Regions from separate parts of the Mus musculus genome. Here regions 2 and 3 are each linked to region 1. A link is a loop called in an ENCODE intact Hi-C map of the cell type or tissue named here. Cell type or tissue: heart. All regions are shown on one strand. Each heading gives the region's core, and the rest is flanking DNA. Links, peaks and the distances in the headings are about the cores only.

The links. Peaks named below come from ENCODE experiments on the same cell type or tissue, not always from the same donor. Only the 100,000 strongest peaks of a DNase experiment are listed, where the experiment ranks them.
Region 2: a loop joins it to region 1, with 2.1 times the contacts of the local background. A loop is called at or near these places in 2 of 42 quality-filtered maps.
Region 3: a loop joins it to region 1, with 2.3 times the contacts of the local background. A loop is called at or near these places in 3 of 42 quality-filtered maps.

The regions. Positions count from the first base shown.
Region 1 is chr4:149,481,913-149,489,676 of GRCm38, reverse strand. It overlaps Nmnat1 (nicotinamide nucleotide adenylyltransferase 1), which reads left to right and starts at 4,467. Exons shown (of 5, transcript NM_133435.2): 1 at 4,467-4,568. Tmem274 (transmembrame protein 274) reads right to left here. Exons shown (of 6, transcript NM_001366402.1): 5 at 7,298-7,364; 6 at 6,338-6,414. The coding sequence ends at 6,338. Lzic (leucine zipper and CTNNBIP1 domain containing) reads right to left here and starts at 4,411. Exons shown (of 7, transcript NM_026963.6): 1 at 3,678-4,411; 2 at 2,817-2,925; 3 at 1,486-1,621; 4 at 949-1,047. The coding sequence starts at 2,917. In heart, for the core only: CTCF peaks have their summits at 3,597 and 4,438; a DNase peak (open chromatin) is centred at 4,456; H3K4me3 peaks cover 2,410 bases; H3K27ac peaks cover 1,550 bases.
Region 2 is chr4:149,601,119-149,608,882 of GRCm38, reverse strand. All of the region lies in intron 1 of Clstn1 (calsyntenin 1), which reads right to left. Among named protein-coding and RNA genes, the nearest start is that of Clstn1, 19 kb to the right of the region's middle. In heart, for the core only: a CTCF peak has its summit at 4,187 (motif pointing left); a DNase peak (open chromatin) is centred at 2,562; H3K27me3 peaks cover 1,041 bases.
Region 3 is chr4:149,344,983-149,352,746 of GRCm38, reverse strand. It overlaps Ube4b (ubiquitination factor E4B), which reads left to right. Exons shown (of 27, transcript NM_022022.3): 18 at 1,162-1,289; 19 at 1,991-2,089; 20 at 4,585-4,820. Among named protein-coding and RNA genes, the nearest start is that of Ube4bos3, 14 kb to the right of the region's middle. In heart, for the core only: a CTCF peak has its summit at 3,594 (motif pointing left); no DNase peak of the experiment used is centred there; H3K27ac peaks cover 1,051 bases.

The DNA of each region.
Region 1 (7,764 bases), core at 1,398-6,397:
TAAAACCACAGGCACGTGCCACCTTGATGGGCACTTCACCAGCTGAGTCCCCCCTCTACTCGCCTCCACTCCCTAATGGCATGTTCCTACTTCTCTACTGAATTACCTGTAGGTGGAAACTACCTGATAAGCCATAATTATATTCAAACCCATAAACAGACTTCTGGAAGTAACAGGCTTATAAAGATGCTTGATAGGAAATCAAAAGAGAAAGAAAGGGGGAGAAGGAGAAAAAGAAAAGAGGAAGAAGAGGAAGAGGAGGAAAAAGAAAAACAGAGGGCAGTGGGTTTAATCCTAGCACTCAGGAGTGAGAGACAGTGGATCTCTGTGAGTTCAAGGGCACACAGAGAAACCCTGTTTCAAAAAACAAAACAGAACAACAACAGAAAAAGCTGCTTGAGAGGCCGGAGACACGACTCAGTGGCCGAGAACTGTGTACTGCTCGTTCAGAGAACCCAAGTTCAATTCCCAGAACCCACACTGGGCAGCTAAGAATCGGCTCTGGGGCTGGCTCCAGGGTATCTGATGCCTTAGGCCTCTGAGAGCACCCGCACATATGAGTACACACATCATTTAAAATAATACAAGTAAATCTGAGAGGAAAAGAAGAGAAAAGAAAATGTTGGCAGTGTACACACAGAAGCAGTGCTGACTCCAATCCCAACAGAATCTCAAGTTAGAGCCCCACACGTTAAGGACAAAATACTAAAGAAGTGGTTGGAAGTAATTTGAATACCCACCCAGTGGTTAAACATCCATTTATGATTAATTATAATTGTCCCAGGTAGCAACTGTTGACAATTGAGTGTGGCTCTAATACCACACTTGGTATTTTGAAACAGGGTTTCTCTGTGTGCCCAGGATTTAAAGAGCAGGCAAGTACAAGAAGTGAATTCACGGGCTTGGAGAAAAACACACACAGCAACCGCACCGTGTAAAGAGCTTTACCTCGGCTAGCCTTGTCCGAAGTTGGCCTGGTTGTTTCTTCGCAAACAATCTGATGACTTCAGGAGTTTTAAAGGCCTGGCTGATGGCTGCCTGGATGGCCTAGAAATGCAGGAATGCAAAGACTTACCACAATATCCCACACAATTAGATCTGCAACATCTGACTGACAGCTCTCACGTAAGGGTTTTGGCACCTGAAATCCGTTATTTGTCATCTCTGAGCATGTTACTGGAGCCGAGCAGACACAAAATCAAGAAGCTATCAGGTAAACACACCACTCTTCTTCCTTTCTTTAGTTTTATTTTTTTAATTTAATTTTTTGTTTTGAGGTGTTAGGGATAGAATCTAGTGTCTTGTCCATGCTAAGCAAGTACACTACCACAGAGCTACATCCTCACCTTCAAAGTATGCCTTTTCTATCTGAAATATACCCACAAAACAAAAACAAATTACACACCCACTCACACCCCACACAGGCTCGTACACACACAGACACACACACACACACACACTCACTCACCAGGGAATTCCTCTTACCAGTTGCATCCCACTGAGTTCATCTACCAAAGTCATATTTCCTGACATAATCTTCTTCAGCGAATCGTTGAACTCACTCAGCTGCTCCAAAGTTTCCTTTTTAGTTTCTTCATATTCATCCGCATCGAGCTCCTCCCTAAGTCACAGCTCACGTCAGAATGCAGAAATGTACACCACAAGTTTCAAAGCATGACAATCTTAGCAGCTGTTCTAGAGCAAGCTGGAGGGAAACACCAATCGCTTGCGGTGCACATGTCCCCCGAGTTACACTTCTGGCATTTCCGCTGCCTTTCAGTGAGGTTAAACTCAGGATGAGAGTGCCATCTCCCCTCGCCCCGGTCAACTTTTACTGATTTGAGTCACACTTCAAGCACATGGTGACTTCTCTTATGCATCAACGGCACAGCCTAGGGCGACCAAGTACAGAAAGCCAAACCTCAGCTTACCTATTCAACTCCAGAGAATGATAGTACAGTGCTACTACGATTCTTATGGAGACTAAACAAAATAAAGTGCCTGGCATCTAGTTATAGCTAAACAGTTTCTATTAGCATCAGACTCTTCAGTGGTAGGAAGCACCTTGTGTACCCTGCAAACAACAACAACACATCTGTCATCTGAGTAAAAGGTTATTTTTATTCTCCAGGCAAGCCGCTTATTAAATATTTACTACAAGTAACAGCAGCTCCGCTCAGAGAACTACCATTTATGGAGTGCTCAATTGGGCCAAGCACTGTTTTGCCTCCTTCGTTTTAACATTTGTAACATCCTTACAAGGCTATTAACAGCTACGATTATTAGTATGCTTGTTTTCTTCTGCTTTATTGAAACAGTGACTCATGTAGCAGGCTGGCCTGGAGCTCTCCACGAAGTGAAGCACGCGCTCCTACCCGCATGCATCTGCCTCACTGCTGGGATTACAGGAGAGCAGCACCTCCCTTCCCGTCCCTCTTCTTCTTCTTCTTCTTCTTCGATGCTGGGCATTGGGCTCAGAGCCTCTAGCTGTTAGGCACCCACTCATCCACAGAGCCTTACCCCCGTCCCCAGCCTAATCATAGTATTTTTAGCAATTAGTTCATACTAGGCAAAGCTGTTTAAAATACTAAAGACAAAGGAAACATTATTTCCAGGAGCTTAAGTATTTTAAGTCTTCCATAGCTGAGGCTTTATGACTACAGAGCTTGACAAGTTTGCTTCTACAAACCAAGTGCTGTAAAATACTACAGAAGAGACCAAAGTCACACGCGGGCTTCAGGCTTGCATCCACGGAGCCTGACCTCTCTTCGTACAAACAAGTGTTTACGGAGTGAGAACATATAGTTATAACTTACCTGCATTCCTCCAGGTCTTGTAACTGCTGCATCAGTCTATCCAACTGCTCTTCTAAATTCTGCTTTAGTTTGCTTGTCTCTGTCTTTCCTCTGGAAGCCATTTTAATCACTGTAAGAACAATAAGCCCACATGAGTACACTGTATTTGGTTACTTGGGAAGATTCAACATATTGGTGCAATTCAAAATTAAGAAAATCTAAAATGCTGGGTGGCAGATTTCTGAGTTCGAGGCCAGCCTGGTCTACAGAGTGAGTTCCAGGACAGCCAGAACTACGCAGAGAAACCCTGTCTAGAACCACGCCCCCCAAAAAAAGAAAAAGAAAAAAGTAAATTATGAAAATGTAAAATGAAAAGAACATATTTTTTCTAAGATTACAGGTATGTGCTAACATGCCCAGACTTGTTTTTCTTCCCCCAGAACAGGGGATTGAATCCAGGCGCTCATTCCTGCTAAGCAAGGACTCTACCATTAAGATAAATCCCCTGCACAGTAAGTTATTACTGTTTAACACAAAAATTTATCTCTTCTTGGGGGAAATGGAGGAACCAGAATGCTACATATACGCTACGCCAGACTGCACTCCCAAGCTGCAATACAGTCTCAAAAGGCAAAGTTATTCTGAATAAATTTAAGGAAAAATAAAGGCTTGTACAACAAACAAACAAAAAAAAAAAAAACAAAAACAAAAAAAAAAAAACAAAGCAACAACAAAAAAACTTTAACCACACTACAGATTTAGACCAGAAAGATTTGACTCACTGGCACCACCTAGTATTGAATAAAAGTGATGCGTTTCCTTTGAGACTGCCGAAATGGCCAACACTGTCATCTGGAGTGGAATATATTCATTCACGCTCACCGGGGTTCCAGTATCCTGTCCCGTGCACGGTGCTCAAAACTCGCCAACTGTCGGAGCTCTGAGTGTCATCAATTTGAGGAAAGCGAAGTTGTCATAAAGTTTACCGGAGGCTCAAACTTCAAACCTCCTGGGGTGGAGCTGGCTAGAACAAGGTAAAACTGTTAAGAGTTTTATTTGCTGTGTCTGAACTTGGCCTACAGCTGTCCAGATCACTTCCCGCTAAGCAGACTGTAACTGAAATACGTTCTCCATTCCTAGGAAGACGCGGGAGAGGCCACTGAATCCCTGGGCTGTGCCTCCCGTAGCTTTTGCCGAGTCTCCTCTGGGTGAGGCCACAGCACTCGGGACTCGGCTTGAGGAAAACTGTCCAACTCAGACGCACGAGAAGGCAAGGGCAGAAAGCACACCTTCTCAGGGACGGAGGTGAGCAAAGCCCGGGCCCGGGACCACCGGAGCAAAAATAAGGCAGAGCCGGACCGCACGCTCGGATGCCGGCCTCCTCCCCGCGGACAGACGAACTCCAAGCTCCCGCCGAGGTGTGCAGGTCCCGCCAAGGCCGGGCTCCAGCAGGCCCGGTGGTCACCTGAGGAGGCGGGGAGTCCTACGCCTGCGAAACGCTTCTCCGTCCTCCCTGATCGGAAAACAGGACAACCTCCTTCGCCCTCCCGATCCCCGCCTGCCGCCCGCTAGCGGATCCCAGGGTTTGGAACCAGGGGCCCCGCCTACCTGACTCCCCGGCCTGGCGGACCGCATGGAGCGAGCACTTCCGCTGGATTCGCGCACTTCCGGCTGTGTGGGGCCAATGAGAGCAAGGCGGCGGTGTTCCCTGCGCTGGCGTCCGGGCCGAGGTTGTCTCCTGGAGGACTAGGGCCGTTTGGCCTTCAAGGCCTGGTAAGCAACCCACCGAGGTCCTAGGAGACGAGCCTGTGCGAGCGTTAGCCCGGTGACCCGTACTTTGCCAAGCAAGGGACAATGCACAATGGCTGGGCCTTTAGAGACTTTTGTAACGGTCCCTGGGGCCAGCTCTTCATAGTCAACTCTTGCCCTTTAGTTCTTGGAACCAAAAAGTTGGTAACTTTCCTGTGACCTTGGTGCAGGTCAGTTCCCCCACTTGGGGTGGCCTGGATTCTTCCTCTCTAGAGATTTCTTGAGAGCAGACGCCCATGAACTTAGAGGGATGTGGGTGAGAGGCAATGGGGGAAAGCCAGTGCTGAGAAGGACATTCCCTTTTAGTCGTTTCCAAATCTGGGAAAGAGCAAGCCCACACAGCCTTTGAGAACCAGTTAAATTGCTGCTGAGTGGACTGTAAACTGTTACCAGGGAGCTGAGTGGAGAAAGGGCTATGCCAGCCCTTTGGGACCCAGATCCTGAGTCCCAAATGTCGGATATTGAGCTACACTGTTGGATTCTGGGTTTGCTTAATTGTGATTATTCCTATTCTCTGGTTCTGCCCTTTTGGGATTAGAAAGTATGAAACTTATTTTGATTTTACAGGAGCTCATGATTAAAAGACTTGGACTTTTAAAGAGACTCGGAACTTTAAAAGTTTTGAAATTTTGAAAGACTGAGAATTTTGAAAGTTGGTCTATGCTTTTGTTTTATAATGTTAACAGGGACTTTGGAGACAAGAAATCGAAAGGTTATAGCTTACAGTGATGCCTTTGTGAAGTTGAAGGGGGGGGGGTGTTAGAAGTTCATAGTTAAGCCGGGCGTGGTGGCGCAGGCCTTTGATCCCAGCACTCGGGAGGCAGAGGCAGGTGGATTTCTGAGTTCGAGGCCACCCTGATGTACTGGGCTGTATAAGAAAGCCAGCTTCCTAGGTGCTGGGCATTGGCACTAAAGAGGCAGAGATGGAATGATATCTCTGAGTTCAGGGCCAGTCTGGTCTACAGACTGAGTTTAAGCCAGGAGGCAGCAGCATTCATTCCTCAGTAGTGTCTGCTTCAGGTTCCTCCTAGAGCCCGTGCCCCAATTCTTTCAGTGATGGACTGACCTGGAAGTATAAGGCAAAAGAACCCTTCCTCCCCAAGTTGCTTTTGGTCAGAGTGTTTTGTCACAGCAGCAGAGTGAGGCTCAGACACTGGCTATATGTTCTACAAAATAATTGGCTGTAGTAATATGAAAGATTGTTGTAACCCATAAAGAGATTCTCTTTATCCAAAAGTTCCCACAACGTAAAGAATGTATAGATTGATCTTGGTGAGATCTTAGGTCTGCACGACTGTTTTCCTGTGAAGCTTCACTTTGCTGAGATGAGCGATTTCTTTTGACAATGTCCACTTCTGCCGGTGTCATCGGCTCAGATTCTAATGTCCCTATTTTATAAGATCCGAGGTTTATAGGAAGTCATTGTAGCAATCTTGAGAGTATTGTGTAGACACTCACTCCTCCTTCGTATGAAGGTGTTTTTAATGGCGATCCTGTGGTATCAGTTGACCAATCGTTTCCCGCTTCTTCAGCACTCATTAAGCAACTTCTATGATGGCTAGTCTTGGCATGCTTTTTGCGTGGTTATGATGTGCAGCAGACATTTTATGTAGAAATGGCAGCTAGGTCATCTTGTGAGATGCTTGACGGTACACAGTGGTAATGCTGGGGCGGACTCAGTCAGCCCAGGTGTGTAAATGAGGCAGGAAACCAGCAGGACCTATGGGCTAGCTTCAGACTGTTGGCTTAGCATCTGGTCTTGGGCAGGTCACTTTGGACAGCCAGATGAGCCCCATGCCAGAAAAAAGCACTGCAGGACAGAGCACAGTGTCTAATAAGGTGGAGCAGGACTCAGGTGAGAAGGATGCTTTTAAAAACGTATTCCTTCAAAAGTTCATACACAAGGGGATGGCATATATAAATGTTTGTTGATCGTGTTCCCGCAGTACTGCCTTACCCCCTCTCCCACCTCAAAACCTTTCTTCCCCAACACATCCCACCCAACTTCCATGACTTTTTTTTGTTTTGTTTTCTTTGTGGCCTAGAGGCTTTAATTAATGTTGCCTGCATAAATGGGGGGTGAGGAGGTGTGTGAGCAAGGCGCCTTACCAGTGCCTACAACCAAAGAAAAATCTGACTCCCTCTCCAGCTACCATTAACTGCCAATAGTGTGCACCCTGGGGAGGGAAGGGGTGAGGCCTTATGAGCCCCCTCCTCTGGCCATGATGACGGGATGTTAAGAGGCCCAGTCCTGTGCAGATCCAATGCAGCTAACTAAAGCTGCTGTGGAAGATCTAACTTTGAGACAGGGTTTCTCTATTACATAGTTCCTAGAACTCATTAGGTAGACCAGGCTAGCCTCCGACTCACAGAAAACCACCTGTCTCCATCTCTGCCTCTACCTCCTCTGGAGTGTCTGGGACTGCCAACCTGTGTGTCACCACCTGGGCATAGGGTGGTGCTGGTGGCTGAGCCCCGGACCTCAGCTGTGCTGGCTGGCACTCTTCCCAACTGAGCTGCGTCCCAGGAAGTTTCTTTACATCCCATCCAAAGCCTCCCTTTCCTGTCTTTAACACTCTGTCTCTGTGAGTTCTGCAGTAAGAGGAGCTGGGGCCTCTGAGCTCACACAGTGTCTTCCCTTGAGGGGTCTGCAAGGGGGTCTGGATAGGGGCTTGGGAGGTGTTTTGACTCACCCGTGGATACCAGGCTGCCCACTGACAGCACCACAGATAGGTAGTAAAGTTCAGGGGTGGTTTTCTCCTGTATGAGAAACAAAACACCATCAGAAATATCTCTGTTCTTTAGCCAGTGGGGTTTGGTTTAGGTTTGGTTTGGTTGTGTTGTTTCAACAAGGGTCTCGCTGTGCTGCCCTGGCTGTCCTGGAACTCACTAAGACCAGGCTGGACTCAAAACTCATAGAGATCCACCTGCCTCTGCCTACCAAGTGCTGGGCTTAAAGGGGTACACTACATTTAGCTTTGTTTGGGTTGTGACATAGTGTTTCTGTGTAGCCCAGGCTTCCCTAGTTCTTGCAATCCTGCTGCCTCTGCTTCTCAAGCCCCACAGTCACAGGCACGTGTGCTACATGTGTCTTGTGACATTTACTGTCTTTAATATTATTAAAATGTTCTTAGGGCCAGTGAGATGGCTTAGTGAGCAA
Region 2 (7,764 bases), core at 1,637-6,636, 120 kb before region 1:
AGCTTACATCCATCTGTAATGGGATCTGGTGCCCTCTTCTGGTGTGTCTGAAAACAGCCACAGTATACTCACAGGTCTTTTTGGAAAAGAAAAAATGAAAATAGGCAAATGTTTAAAAGGAACAAGTTAACTAGCTAGATGTAAGTACAATATTAGCCCTCCAAATACTGGATGGCCCTAGCATCTTCCCTGGTCAAGTCAAGTTGTTTGTGTCCAGGCAGCCATAGTCATAAACTCTCTAAGACAAATTCTAGCCCTGTTTCCTCGAGAGATGACTTGGACCAACCTCACTCAGAACACTGTAGTGAAGCATCAGCTGCTCAACAACTTTAATCCCAGACGAGGAGGAGCGCAGGAGGGCTGAGGAACTCAGAAATCTCTGAGTTCCATGGGAGGCTGGGAGGGGCCAGGTCAAGGTGGTCCTCATGTCACAGGAATGAAGGAGTCACACCCTGAGCTACAGTATCCCTGGGATCAAAACAGGTTCGCTCCTGAGTCCGGAATACCTAGAGAGGGCACATAAGACAGCGTCTGACTCAGATGGGGGTGGGGTGGGGGTGGGGTAGGTGTGGGGTGGGGGTGGGGGTGGGTGGCAGGGTCTCTGAGTCAGGTGGGTGGGGTCCAGTTTCCTCTGAACTCCTGCCTCAGGCGGCGACTGTAGACTAGTCTGAGAGCAGGGGTTTCTGGGAACTAAGGTGTGAGGTGTGACTCGGAGACAGGGCGACTGGAGTTGAGACAGGAATGTGTCTCTCTCAGGTGTCTGTTTCTGGAACTGGCAAATGGGGGACTGGGGGACGGGGGGACGGGACGGGACTGGAAAACTCACTCATTCCTGAAGAGGAGGGCATGGGAGATCAAACCTTAGAAGGCAAAGAGCCACCGTGCTCTGACCACCACAGAGCAGCAGGAAAGAAAGGCTGTCCATTGCCCCGGTGCACTTCCACTGGGCGGCACAGCTCGCGACCTCACCCTGGAGGCTGATCCTGCTGCAGCACTGGCTGGGCCTTCTCTAGGTGGCTGTCACATACTTCCCAATCACTGGTGTCACAGGACGCTCAGGGGCAGAGGCCACCCAGGGAAAACCGCAAGGTTCCTCAGCCAGAGTGGGTGGTCCTTCTCTGAAGTGCCCTCTGAACACTCCCACCTTGGGAGGGACCCAAACCGCAGCAGCTGTGACCACCCGCTCCTTGCTTTGCTTTGGCACAGTCCCCCTGCTCACGATCATCTTGTGGATGAACGCTAAGTCTCCGAGGGGTAGCACAGAATCTCCATGCAGGGCTGCCAAGCGTCTCTTTCTATGCATACCACTCCTGGGTGCTTTAGGGCAGGCCAGGGTTTCCAAATCTCCCAATTGCTTCCTCAGAATCAGCTTATCTGTCCCAGCTTCCCATCTGCATCATGTGCATTCCGGGTGCCCTTGGAGACCAGAGGAGGGCATCGGATCCCCTGGAATTGGAGTTATAGAAAATGGCTGAGCCACCATGTGGGTACCAGAAACCAAACCCAGGTCCCCTGCAAAAGCAGCCAGTGCTCTTAACAGCTGAACCCTCGCTATAGCACCTACATGCAGTTTCCTATAGAATTAAATGCGTAACAGGCGAGGGGCAGATCCCCCCCCCCCCCAGAGTAACCACCTGGGAACAGGTCTGCGCAAGTGCTTATCATCTGGCGGGTGGGAAGGGCTTACAGTGCTGACTATAAACCTAGTTATCCCACAGGACACAAGTCATGACTTCCTTCATTTCCTATTTCAGTGCTATCAGAAAATACAGGCCAGGATTTGACCTTTCCCTCCTCCTTTATCACCGCCACATTTGTCTTGAATTTAAATAGGGCAGGGCACTGTCTCGAGCCCGGTAACTAATAGTCCAGCGGCATTTCCAAGTCCTGTTGTGTTTTTGGTCTCTGACCTTCACGCACAATAGAAAACTTTTATCACACGCGGTTCCAAAAAGGCCACGAGGTACTGAAAACCTGCTGACATTCATTATCGATGCAAAACCCTTACCAGCTGCTTCCCTGAGTGCGACCAAAGGCTGGCTCTGAGCATCTATGAAGCCAGATAGCCTGGTCACCAAATCAGGAGCCTGCTTTTCTTCCCTCTCTCTCCTTTGTTATCTGTGTTCCTATCATACTGACAATGAGACTAGTGGTCTGACAAGCCCTTGTATTATTTATAAATGTAATACTCTTATGATAAACAGAAAATTAAATTTCTCTGTCGTATTCTGCCATGGGGGGGGGTCTCTCAAAAAGCGCATTTATTTTCCTGGAAAGAACAGAACCAATGTAATGGTGAACTAGACCCCAAGGTAAGAGAACATGAAAAAGAAAGGGATTCTCATATAATAACAATGCCTGAGTTATTCTGAGTGTTCTAAGTCCCGGGACTCTAAGCTCCACCATAGCTGCTCTTTAAGGGACCTATGTACGGTGCCCACAAAGACGGATTTGCACAACGAGACGGAGATGGACCATCTGATGGTTGCTGCTGCGGAGCAACCACATCCCCGGCTGAGTCCTGTGCCTCTAGAGACCGAGGAACTGCAGGAGCTGACAGCCAGGATTCACATGGACAAGCTCTCTGGATGCTTCAGGCAACGGCTGGGAGGAAAACTTCAGCTCCAGCTCGCTCAGTGCCAAGCACGGGTCTGGGCCTCACTGCCTCGCTCAGCTGAGATCCTGAACACATGACGAGGCTTCCCGAGAACACGTGACAAGGCTCCCCCCAAACACGTGACAAGGCTCCCTCCCCTCCCCCAACACGTGACGAGCCCCCCCCACCCCACCCCCGTATGCCAGGACTGAGAACAGGAGGACTTACCATGATCAGGAACCCACGGGAACCCAGACCACCCTCCAGCCACCTTTCAAAGCCTCTGTCCTCACTAGGCTCTCTCCAATCCACCTGTTTGTCAAACTGGAGATGACACGAGGCCAGAACGAAAAGATGGGATGTGTGGTGATTAATCAGCAAATTAGAGCGAGGCTCAGGCAGCAAGATGGATGAAATGGAGGAAGAACAAAGGCTCGCACCAGAACAGAGAGAGCATGGTGCCGACAGAAAAGGGTAGCTGGCTACACAGATACTGACAGGTATGGGGACCTTCATCAAACCCTCAGCCTGAAAGGCAGCATCCACACCGTTGGAGGTGCCCAGAAAGAAACCAGGCTGGCTCTGGAAATTTGAGACACAATGTCACCTGAAGAACAGCTGAGAGAATCGAGGCTGCTTGGCTTGGAGACAGGCAAAGCTGACCTGCCCTCAAAGACAAAGCACACGGTTCCCTTGGCTATGGACATCTTTCTGCTGGGGCGGGATGTTTCTCAGGGTCAAGGGACACACTGCTTTGCAGAAGACCTGAGTTCAGTATCCAGCGCTGACTTCAGGTACCTCACAACTGCCTCTAACTTCAGCTCTGTGGGATCCAATGTCATCTATCTTTTGGCCTCCTTTAGCACCCGCTATGTACATGGGATGCATACATACACACACACACACACACACACGCGCGCGCGCGCACACACACACACACACACACACACACACGGACACGGACACACACTAATAAAGATTAACTAAATCTTTCAGCCCTGTCTACAGAGCAAGCTCCAGGACAGCCAAGATTACACAGCAAATAAGACCAACTTAGTAGGTACCCCAAAAGAGAAAGATCCCCTAAAGCAGAGGCTCCCAACCTGTGGGTCGTAACCCCCACAGGGGTTACATATCAGATATTCTGCACATAAGTATTTACATTGTGATTCATAATAGTAGCAAAATTACAGTTATGAGGTAGCAAAATAATTCTGCCCTTGGGAGGCACACCATGAGGAACTGTAATAAAGGGTAAGAGTCAGGAAGGCTTAGAACCACTGCCCTAAAACAAAGATATAAAAGTAGTTAGGAATCAAAACAAAAATTGGAGCTACATCAGCAACATCAATAGAATAATCGACAAAAATCAAAGTTGGTTCTCTGAAAAAGATGAAACAAACAAAAAAAAGACAAACTTCTAGACGGCTAAGAAAAAGGAGATTCCTGGAAATGGGACTGGAGAGATGGCTCAGCAGTTAAGAGCACTGGCTGCTCATACAGAGGACCCAGGTTCCATTCCCAGCACCTACATGGCTGCTCACAGTCTTCAGTCATTCCAGTTCCAGAGGATCCAGCGCCCTCTTCTGGCCTCCAAGGGCACTGCATACATGTGGTGCACAGACATACATGCAGGCAAAACACAAAATAAATATATGAAAAACTAATAATAAAAATAAAACTAGAGGGCTGGAGAGATGGCTCAGCAGATAAGAGCACTGACTGCTCTTCCGAAGGTTCTGAGTTCAAATCCCAGCAATCACATGGTGGCTCACAACCATCTGTAATGAGATCTACTGCCGTCTTCTGGGGTGTCTAAAGACAGCTACAGTGTATGCACATATAATTAATAAATAACTCTTTAAGAATAAATAAAACTAGAAACATTTTTAAAAGGATGAAGAATTTATAGACATTAGAATAAAGGAATAATACAAACAATTTGATTAACTAAAAGAAACGGATCAACTCCTTGGAAGGCAAAGTCTGCCAAAACTTAAAGAAGGAATACACAAACCAAACAGATATAAAGAAGAAAATTCCAGTGGATTTTTTTTTCCATATCAATAAGCTGTTAAAACCCACAATTCTGCTGTATAAAAACACTGTGTGGAGAGATGCCTCAGCAGATAAGAGCACTGGCTGCTCTTCCAGAGGTTCTGAGTTCAACTCCCAGCATCCACATGGTGGCTCACAACCATCTGTAATGGAATCTGACGCCCTCTTCTGGCATGCAGGTGTATATGCAGATCACATACATAAAGTAAATACTTAAAAAAAAAAGACAGGAAGACAAGCCACAGGCCAGTAAGGCACATTACATTACAGAAGGTGTCTTGCATAAAGGATTGTCATGTCACCCACAATACATAAAGGACTCATATGCCTCAATAAAGAGCCAGGTGAAGCCAGGCATAGTGGTGCACATATTTAATCCCAGAGTTTAGGAGGCAGAGGCAGGAGGATATCTGTGAGTGCGAGGCCAGCCTGGTCTACATGGTAAGTTCTAAGACAGCCAGGGGTACACAGTGAGAACCTGTTGACAGATGGGTGGATGGGGAGAGGGAGAGGGAGAGGGAGAGGGAGAGGGAGAGGGAGAGGGAGAGGGAGAGGGAGAGGGAGAGGGAGAGGGAGAGGGAGAGGGAGAGGGAGAGAAAAAGCCAGACACACCTGTAGCCAGAGCTCCTCAAAAGACTTAGGCATGAGGATCACTGAGGTCAGCCTGGGCAACAAACTACAAGTTCTCACCTCAAAAGAGGGTAAGGGCAGGAGCCCAAGGGCAAGAAGATAACTCTGTGAGCACATGAATGATCTCTTTATTTTTGTTATTATTATTACTTTTATTTCATGTGCATTGGTGTCTTGCATGCATGTATGTCCGTGCGAGGGTGTGAGTTACAGTTTTAAGCTGCCATGTGGTTGCCGGGAATTGAACCCAGGTCCTCTGGAAGAGCAGCCAGTGCTCTTAACCACTGGGCCATCTGTCCAGCCCCTAAGATAAACAATCTTAACATAGGCAAAAGACAGACAGAATCCTCTACAGACGATAAGATGAGTCAATGTGTGACTAGATGTTCCCCATACACGCTGTCGGCCTGAACAGTGAGAGTCCACTAACCAGGCCAGCAGTCATAGAAAGGCAAATGCTGGGGAGGGTACAAACAGGGACTCTCAATCACACTGCTGTGGAGGCAAAATGCTACCCCGAAGACACCGGCAGCTTCAGATGAGAGACACCCTTACTCACTGTCCTTGGTCCTTACCCACTGTCCTTGGTCCTTACCCTTGTAAATTAAAGATTTATGTCCTCATAAACACCTGGGCTGGCAGGGAAACACACTTGCCACCAAAACTGGAAACCCAAGTTCAATCCCTAGAGATCCACACAATGCAGAGTGAGACCCAACCTCTTCAAGTTGTCCTCTGACCTCTGCATTTGTGGCATGGCACACATGAGCACACATGCGCACGCGCACACACACACACACACACACACACACACACAAGTGAATGTAGTAAAAAAAGAAAAAGTCAATTGTCCACATTACATTGTATAAATTTTGTCTCAATTTTAAAAAGGAGGTGCAGGCAATTTACATGGAATTAATAAAACAATATATACACTTATTCTAATGCCCAAAACACTCCACAAGGTTCATTCACTCTCCCACAACCCTAGGTAGCTACTGTCACTACGCTCATTTCAGAGATTTAAAAAAAAAAAATCTAGGTCACAGAGAAGTTAAATAACCCGTGCAAGAGCTCACAGTAGGGAATGGCCACACCCAAACTCACCCCATGGGATGCTCAGGCAGAATGCAGCTGACGCTAAGGGGGAGGGCTCCCCTGGAGGCAGGTGAGCGAGCTGGGCTCACACTGAAGATACCACACACTTAGCAAAGCCACAGCAGATCCTCTAGGCACTCGCCCACGCTGCAGCCACGGGTGAGGGAGCACAGTCCAAGTTTTTGAGCTGTTTACACATGTAAATGCTGCAGAGGTTAACAAATACAATGGGCTAATTATACAAAATACTTGGGGGGTGTGCTGAGGATGGAACCCAGGCCCTTGCTCTACACTGCACTCGAACTTTTTGCTTAAGACTTTTTAAAATTTTACATACATGAATTTACCTGCACCACATACATGCAAGAGCCAGGAGACCAGAGGGAGTCGGATCTCCTGAAACTGGAGTTACAGGCGGGTGGTTGTGAGCCACCACGTAGGTGCTGGGAACGGAACCCAGGTCTACAGCCAGGGCAGTTGGTGCTCCTAACCTCTGAGTCATCTCCCCACTATTCAATCTTACCTGCTAGTCCTGAGCTATAAAAGCCAGTGACAGAGGTACAGCCCCGGTTACTTTCCCTTTGGTAAAATGTGTAAGCAATGTGACTTCTGAAGTCCCTTTACTTCTAGAATCCCAGCTTCGAAATTCAGAAGCTGAGGGGCTTTTTTGTTTTTTTGTTTTTATTGCTGTTGTTTTTAGGATAAATTAGTAGATTTTTTTTTCTTTTATAGCTTAAGGGTTTTAAGTACCTAACATCCTAATGCAATACAATTCCAGGCTCTAGACTCTAGAGCCTGTTTAAGTGGACAGGCAGGCTGCCAACTTTACAAGTAAAGGCGCTCTCTCTCTCTCTCTCTCTCTCTCACACACACACACACACACACACACACACACACACACACGAGGGCAGAGGGGACTGGGGCAGATGGGGCAGAGCACCGTCAGGGGAGCCAGATGTAAGGAATGTTGTCTAAGCAAAACCAAGTCACTGGCCTTATCAAGGATAACACCAAAGCACAAGCCCTGGGGTCAGCAGTTCACAGCCTTTCCCACGGGCACTGGGCAGGTCCCGAGGGTGGAACTGTCCCCGGGTAAAGCCTGATGCCGGAGAAATCCCAACAGTTTCCTCAGGAACATGAAGCAGACAGCAAACACAGGCTTCATTCACCACAGCTTAATAAAAGGCAGGCACTTTACAAGGTCAGCACTACATCACGGGCTTGCAAGGGCTGTCTTGGGAGGGTACACAAAGGTGATAATTTGTTGTTATTGTTAACAACTGAAGTTCAAAAGAGAAGGCCAACTTGGTGGTATTTGCAGAGCATATGTGAGGTTTGAACCCCAGTATCAACCACCTCCCAAGAAAACTCAGAAGTGTGCT
Region 3 (7,764 bases), core at 1,637-6,636, 140 kb after region 1:
GCAGAGAACACACATGTGTATATCCGGTTGAGTCGTTAGTAAGTGTTCTCGACCGCAGTGTAACCTCCCCCCTCCATCCCTGCCACACTCATGTTCAGGACACGCATCCAGATACAGGCTGCCACGGCAGTTGCCACAGCGCACTGTGGCGGTAGAAAGATCCCCGTCACCTGTGCTCTTAATCACTATGTCTAATGAAGACGATCTGTCCCATAGAACCTACACCTGAATAGCCCTGCGGTAAAAGCAGAGACACACATGTGCATCTTCTGTGCTGTGTTCAGAAGGCAAAGCTGTGTTAGCTGTTCACGGGCTCTTTACTGGGATTATAGCGAAAAGTGTCTCTCTGATTTCCATGACAAGCGAAATTTTCACGTTTTTGTTTGCTAATACTGCAGAGTGCTTTTGAGATATAAAATGGAGCTAGGTGTAGTGGCTCATACCTGTAACCCCAACACTAACCCAGGCCAAGAAGGGAGTGTGGCTGTGGTTTTTAAGGCCACCCTGAGCTACAGAATGAGACCCTGTCTTACCCGAACGTCAGGATGCAGAATGACCGGAGCTCTTCTTTCAGATCTGTAGCCTCCCTTATATTCCATTGTTGTGACTAAGGGGTCTGTAAGAAGCTCAACATCCACTTGCACGATGTGGCTCTGTGTGTCTCCTCTGGCAGGTGGCCCTCTGAGATGTGGCCTCTGTGCCTCTCCTCTGGCAGGCGGCCCTCTGAGATGTGGCCTCTGTGCCTCTCCTCTGGCAGGAGGCCCTCTGAGATGTGGCTCTGTGTGTCTCCTCTGGCAGGCGGCCCTCTGAGATGTTGCAGACAGATATTTTGCTTGAGAGTAGCACAGAACTGTTGATGCTGAAATTCAGATACAACTTGTCTGGCTTTTTCCCACTAATTGTCCAAGTTCCTGAGCGATGATGTCAGTGACTGACCTTCAGCACTGACTGATGGCCTCTCTGCTCAGTGGCTTGCATGGCCTATCTTCCTGTTGTCTTTATTCTGAAAACAGAAAGACCCTGACACAACCACCAGTGTCCCGAGGCTAGGCAGAGCTACCGAACCTAGACTTCTCATCTCCTGGCCCCTCACTGCCTACTCATGCTCAGGGGCCATGGCACTGGACTAATCTTCGGGCCGGGGCCCATCCTCTTCCACAGAAACTGGTACGGTGCAAGGCCTGTGCTGACGCTGGCTTACTTGACGAGAGCTTCCTAAGAAGATGCCTGAATTTTTATGGCCTTCTCATTCAGCTGATGCTGCGCATCCTGGACCCTGCATATCCTGAGTAAGTGTGCTCTTTGCCGTGCCTCGTCTTCACGGTGGCTACCGGGCTATTGTTCTTGAGTCATAACTAAACCTTGAGAATTTTTATAGTTATGCATAAATACATATGAAGCTAGATTAATATTTCCCCATGTGTTTTTTAGTGGCTGTCAGTTTTAAAATTTTGCTATAACATTGGATGGCTAGAAAAGGAAGTTTATAAATTGGAAGCAAAGTGCTAGAGGTGACAGGCTCCTGAGCCTCCTGAGCACCAAGTCTCGGAGAGCCGAGGACACCGACAGTCACTGTTGTTGTTTAAGTCAGGTCTCTTACGTTCTGTGAACCCCCTAGGTCACAGGTATTGGTTAGTTTGGCCTGTGTTCCTAAAAGACTGGAAAAGCTTATATAAAGTATATGCTGGCTTTATCCACCCAGTATGAGTTGCTTGAAATGACCAAATTCGACCTTTGGGTTTCTTTCCCATTTTAACTACTTCCTTAAGTCTGGCAAGAAAAGAAGATGAGGCAAACACTTACAAAACACGCCCAGGCCTTCCTCATCCTTTCTGCACACTGCGGGTCAGTCGTTTGCCTGTGCACTTTTACACATGTGTTACACAGTGAGGGCTGCTCTTTCCACATGGGGCATTTGGAAGTACAACACCCCAGGTAATCAGTGTTCCATGATAGCATTTGTAAATTGTGGGGTTTTTCTCCTCTACAGCGTAACACTGCCTTTGAATTCAGAAGTCCCCAAGGTATTTGCAGCATTGCCTGAGTTTTATGTCGAAGATGTTGCTGAATTTTTATTTTTTATTGTACAGTAAGTACTTCCCGTACTGTATGTTCTTCTGCTTATACACTGTGCCTGGTCCTCTGAGCTGTGTCTTCTTCTGCTTATACATTGTGCGTGGTGCCCTGAGCTGTGTGTTCTGCTGCTTATACACTGTGCCTGGTGCCCTGAGCTGCGTGGTGTTCTGCTTATACACTGTGCCTGGTGCCCTGAGCTGTGTGTTCTGCTGCTTATACACTGTGCCTGGTGCCCTGAGCTGTGTGTTCTTCTGCTTATACACTGTGCCTGGTGCCCTGAGCTGTGTGTTCTTCTGCTTATACACTGTGCCTGGTGCCCTGAGCTGTGTGTTCTGCTGCTTATACACTGTGCCTGGTGCCCTGAGCTGCGTGTTCTGCTGCTTATACACTGTGCCTGGTGCCCTGAGCTGTGTCATGGTTCACATAGCTGCGCTTCAGTCGGAGGTTGTGTGACTCTGTTTACCTGAATGCTGCTCAGAACTTAGAGAAAGAAACCCCCTTCAGCAGCAGCTGATTCCAATTTGATCTCCAAGACAGAGGCAGTGGCAAGTTCTCTGTGAAACCTGAGCAGTGTTTGATAATTGAACAGGCTCTGGAGAAATGCCCCAGGAAATGTCCAAAACCAAAAGTACCCACAGCTGTGTTTGAACCAAAACTGTCTCCATTTGTAAAACTGGAGAAGCTGCGTGTCTGGTACGTGGGGGGAGATAGGCAGTTTGTTTGGATTTTTGTTTCCTAAAATCCTCACTTCAGGGGCTAGAGCCTTCTCTGGCCTCTCAGGGAGACCCCTCAGGTCAGCTGCCCAGCAGGTAAAGGGCCCTGGACTCAATCCCCAGTACTACTGAAAACAAAAATCAAAGCAAAGCCCTTCACTTTTCATTTTGAAACTGTGAGAGGTAATTTCTCATCACCATAACTATATGGGAACTGGTTGGCAGAAGAATGTGTGTGAAATCTGGTTTCAAACGCAAAAGCAGGATAGACCAGAAACAACATCCAAAGTTATACAAAGCAAATTTGTGTTATGTCCTAAAAGCTGCCCCCAGCCGAGCATGGTGGTGACTGACACCTGTAAGCCCAGCACCTGGAAGCTCACACAGGAGCATTGTGAGTTCCAGGCTAGCCTGGTCTACATATCGAGCCGCTCCCTCGATCAGCAAAAGGACAGACAAGCTCTCTCTGTGCAGGCCCAGTCAGTGGTGGTAACGTGGAGGGGTTAGTTTTTGTTTTTTTGAGACAGGGTTTCTCTGTACAGCCCTGGCTGTCCTGGAACTCACTTTGTAGACCAGGCTGGCCTCGAACTCAGAAATCCACCTGCCTCTGCCTCCCAAGTGCTGGGATTAAAGGCGTGCACCACTACCGCCCGGCTTACATTTTAATTTCTTAAAATTTGAACTTTTTTTTTTTTTTTTTTTTTTTAAATTGGGGCAGGTGGCTAGAGAGATGGAGATCAATTCCAGCAATCACGAGGTGGCTCACAACCACATATCCTAGGATCTGATGCCCTCTTCTGGCATGCAGGCAAACATACAGAGAGAGCACTCATTTACAAAGATTGGGTGATATTTGAGACTGGGTTTCTCTGTGTAGCTCTGGCTGTCTTGGAACTCGTCACTCTGTAGATCAGGCTGGCCTCAAACTCCAGAGATTCACCTGCCTCTACCTCCTGAGTTGTGGGATTGAAGGTGTGTGCCACCACTGCCTGGCTAAAAATATTTTAATTACATGTATTTATTCGTGTGCGCATGGGGTCCTTGAATGCTACAGAGGTCCTGCTAACAATTGGGTCCTAGAGATGGAATTCAGGTTGTCCATTCTGAAGCTGGGCATGGTCATGCATTCCCATAATATAAGTATTTGGGAAGTAGAGGCAAATGATAACACGTTCAAAGCCAGCATATAGTGAATTTGAGGACAGTTGAAGCTATTTAAAAGATCCTGTCTTTTAAAATAAATAAAACCCCCACTTTTGGACAGTGAAGATCTTTTTGTGAAGTTTCAGTTATGGCTTTTGCTTACTTTCTAAAACACATTGCAGCCAACACTCAGGTTTGCTTTGAATCTTTGTGGCTCCAGTGTGCACATTGTTGAACCATGTAGAGGCACTCCAGTACTCCCCCTCTGCTGTGTGCCCCAGTATCCCCCTCTGCTGTGTATGTACTCCAGTACCCCCCTCTGCTGTGTATGTACTCCAGTACCCCCCCTCTGCTGTGTACCCCAGTACCCCCCTCTGCTGTGTATGTACCCCAGTACCCCCTCTGCTGTGTATGTACCCCAGTACCCCCCTCTCTGCTGTGTATGTACCCCAGTACCCCCTCTCTGCTGTGTATGTACCCCAGTACCCCCCTCTGCTGTGTATGTACCCCAGTACCCCCTCTCTGCTGTGTATGTACCCCAGTACCCCCCTCTGCTGTGTATGTACCCCAGTACCCCCCTCTGCTGGACCCTGTCTCCTTCCCGGCCTAGCGAGCTCTCCGAGACTCACCATGTGTTTTCTCCTCTTTACAGATACTCTCCTCAGGTGCTTTATGAGCCCTGCACTCAGGACATTGTCATGTTCCTCGTTGTGATGCTGTGCAACCAGAACTACATCCGAAACCCTTACCTAGTGGCCAAGCTGGTGGAGGTCATGTTCATGACCAACCCTTCTGTCCAGCCGAGAACTCAGAAGTTCTTTGAGATGATTGAGAACCATCCTCTCTCTACCAAACTGCTGGTGCCGTCCCTCATGAAGTTCTATACAGGTGGGTTTCAGAGTAGGCCCTGGGGTATGTGGTAATGTACTTGACCCAAGGTTGTTTCAGAGCGAACTTAAATCTAAATCTGTGACCTAGATTCACAAATAGATAAATAAATAATCCTGCCATCAAGGCTTTAACATCTGCTTATGTAAATCACTTCCTAGCCCCAGCTCAGAGCACAGGCTGTCGCATGCCTTCTCTCCCGGCCTCTGAGAGCTCGCACTGGCCACTGCGTGTGCGGCCTTCCGTTGATTTACACTGTTCGTTGTTGTTAGTCCAAGCTGATGTTTTCATCTGAGTTGTTAACCTGGTTCATTTGCTGTTGAGTTTACAGTATCTGATATATAACACCATCCTGTGGCTGCCTTTTCAAAGAGATGGAACAGGAGAGAGTTTGATATATGCATTCTAGGTCATCCTTGACTGCCACAGCAAGTTTGAGGCTACCTTAAGCTTCTGAAAAGAAGAAAAAGGCAACAACAGAAAGTGACTGGGCGGGGCTGGAGAGATGGCTCAACGGTTAAGAGCACTGACTGTTCTTCCAAAGGTCCTGAGTTCAATTCCCAGCAACCACATGGTGGCTCACCTGTAATGGGATCTGATGCTCTCTTTTGGTGTGTCCGATGACAGTGTACTCAAATAAATAAACAAACAAGCCTTTAAAATTAAAAAAAAAAAAAAAATTTAAGAAAGTGGTTGGGCTTCACCCGAGCCAGTGAGCTGAGCATTCTGGGATGCTCTGGGAGTCCTCCCACATTCATCAGCGTATCACATTCACTGAGCTCCTGCCATTTGCTAGGTACTGTCTGCTGTGCTCAGTTACACTTGGAAATGACAGGGTATGGAGAATGAGCTGTCTGGGCAGACTGTATTCCACATTTTGACTGTTTAACAAAATTTGACTTTTGAACTCTCGGGTTAATCTCTCCTCTAACAAAGGCTTCCAGTGGCTAATGGAAGTTCCTGGGATCTGCCCTGCCTTCTCATCCTGTATAGAATCTGGTACTTTCTGGCCATACAGTCAAGTGTCTGGCATTTAGTAGACCTTGCTGAGCTCTGCGGAGAATACAGCCTGTTGCTGTTGACTGGGGTGGCCTGTGTGAGGATTCCCAGTGTTCCCACTGCCTGTTTGGACTCAGGGTCAGCCAACTCTCCCACCTTGTAAGGGGCTCTGGGAATCTGCCTGCCTACTTCCCCTTGGTCACTGTTACTTTGTTACATCCCTCCCTTAGACTCTCCTGTGTCTGAAGTAAGCACTTGCTGACTTGAGTATTTTGATAACATTCTTTCTTTGGAGAAAGTCCAGTGCACTGGCACACCTTTTGGGGAAAAAGGTCATGGTCTCCTAGCCATGTTTCAGGATAAGCTCGGCATATTTAGGTACAAATGCCACCTTGTGTGTATTCAGAACAGGAGCAGTGTACACTGCAGGTTGGAGGCCAGTCAGGAATACTTAGTGAGACCCTGTGTCAAAAACAACAACCCAAAAATTTACTGAACAATCCAAGTAATAGCCACATTCCACAGGAGGTATATATTAATATTAAAAAATAGATTTTTGTTGAATCTAGTTAGTATTCGGTTAGTGGTCTGGACCTGTTACTGTAGCTTCAGAGAGACAGAGGGAGGGAGGGAGGGAGAGGGAGGAGAGAGAGAGGAGAAAGAAAGAACACACACACACTGGCGTGCCTGAGGAGCATGTGGGTGGATATCATCCACCCTTTCTCTCTGTCGTGGAGCACAGTGGCCTCTGGCCTGAGCCCTTCCATGGTCATGGGTAGATGACACCTTTCCTAATAATAGTTGCCACTTGTGGTCACTTGATCCGAATAGCCATGGAAAAGATGGGTACTATAAATACGTCCATTTTCTAAGTGAGGAAACTGGAGCTTAGAAAGGTCAGGATGCTTGCGAAAGGTTAAGGCCTGTGAGTGGCAGGTGCTCAGCAGCTGGACTCTAGCAAGTGTGCCTGGCTGCTCTTCTGGCCTTCACCCTGCTGAAACTTCACAGTCTCCATGGGCCTGCCCAGCACCCCACCAAGATAGGACTTAGAGTTGTATATCCCAAGGTCAACTGCAGCAACCAGCATCTCTCAGGGCATGGCACATAGGAGGTACTTATGCACAATCTTGTTTCAAAAATAAAATTAGACTTCAAAATAAGAGGGTTTTAAATGAGTCCTAACAGTCTTCCTTAAGGAAGAATTCCTTAGGAATTCCTGAGGCTCCGAAGGCTATGGCTACAAGACTTATTTCCAGGCCCCTTCCTCATAACTGGCTGGCTGCACAGAGGCAGGGCAGACTCCACCTCTAACTTAGCAGCGTTTGTGTTGGGCCTACTATGAGAGGACCCCAAGATCCCTCATGGAGGCAGACGTGGAAGAGTTGGGGACAGTAGCTGTCAGAGAAAATGGGCTACTTCACAAAAAGTGGTCTAGGCAGAGCTCTCTGGGATGGATGCAGACATCTGCATCAGTTGATCTCGGCTGAGGAGTGACAGAAAAGGCAGTGAGGTGGACCTGGAAGGTGGCAGCAGGAAGCCTTGTTCATGCTGGACGTGGTGGCACATATCTTTAGTCCCAGTGGTCAGCAGGCTGAGTCAGGGGGATCAAGGGCAGCCTAGTCTACATGGATGTTCCAGGACAGGGTAAGGCTTATGAGATTAGCAAGAGTCAGGTCCCTTTAAGGACTTGGGAATTGGAACCTGAGCAATATGATTTTGAGGGACATTTAGGAGCAAATAAAGCAGAAATGTGGGGAGAGGGGTACTGGTGGGCACTGGATAACTACAGTCTTGGTTAATCTGGACCCCTGAGATCTCTCAAACACTGAACCACCAAACAGACAGCATGATACACCAGCTGATATGAGGCCCCCAACACACACACAGTAGAGGAGTTCCGGGTCTGTGTTCATTCAGAGATGAAGCATCTCAAGAGACTGGAGGC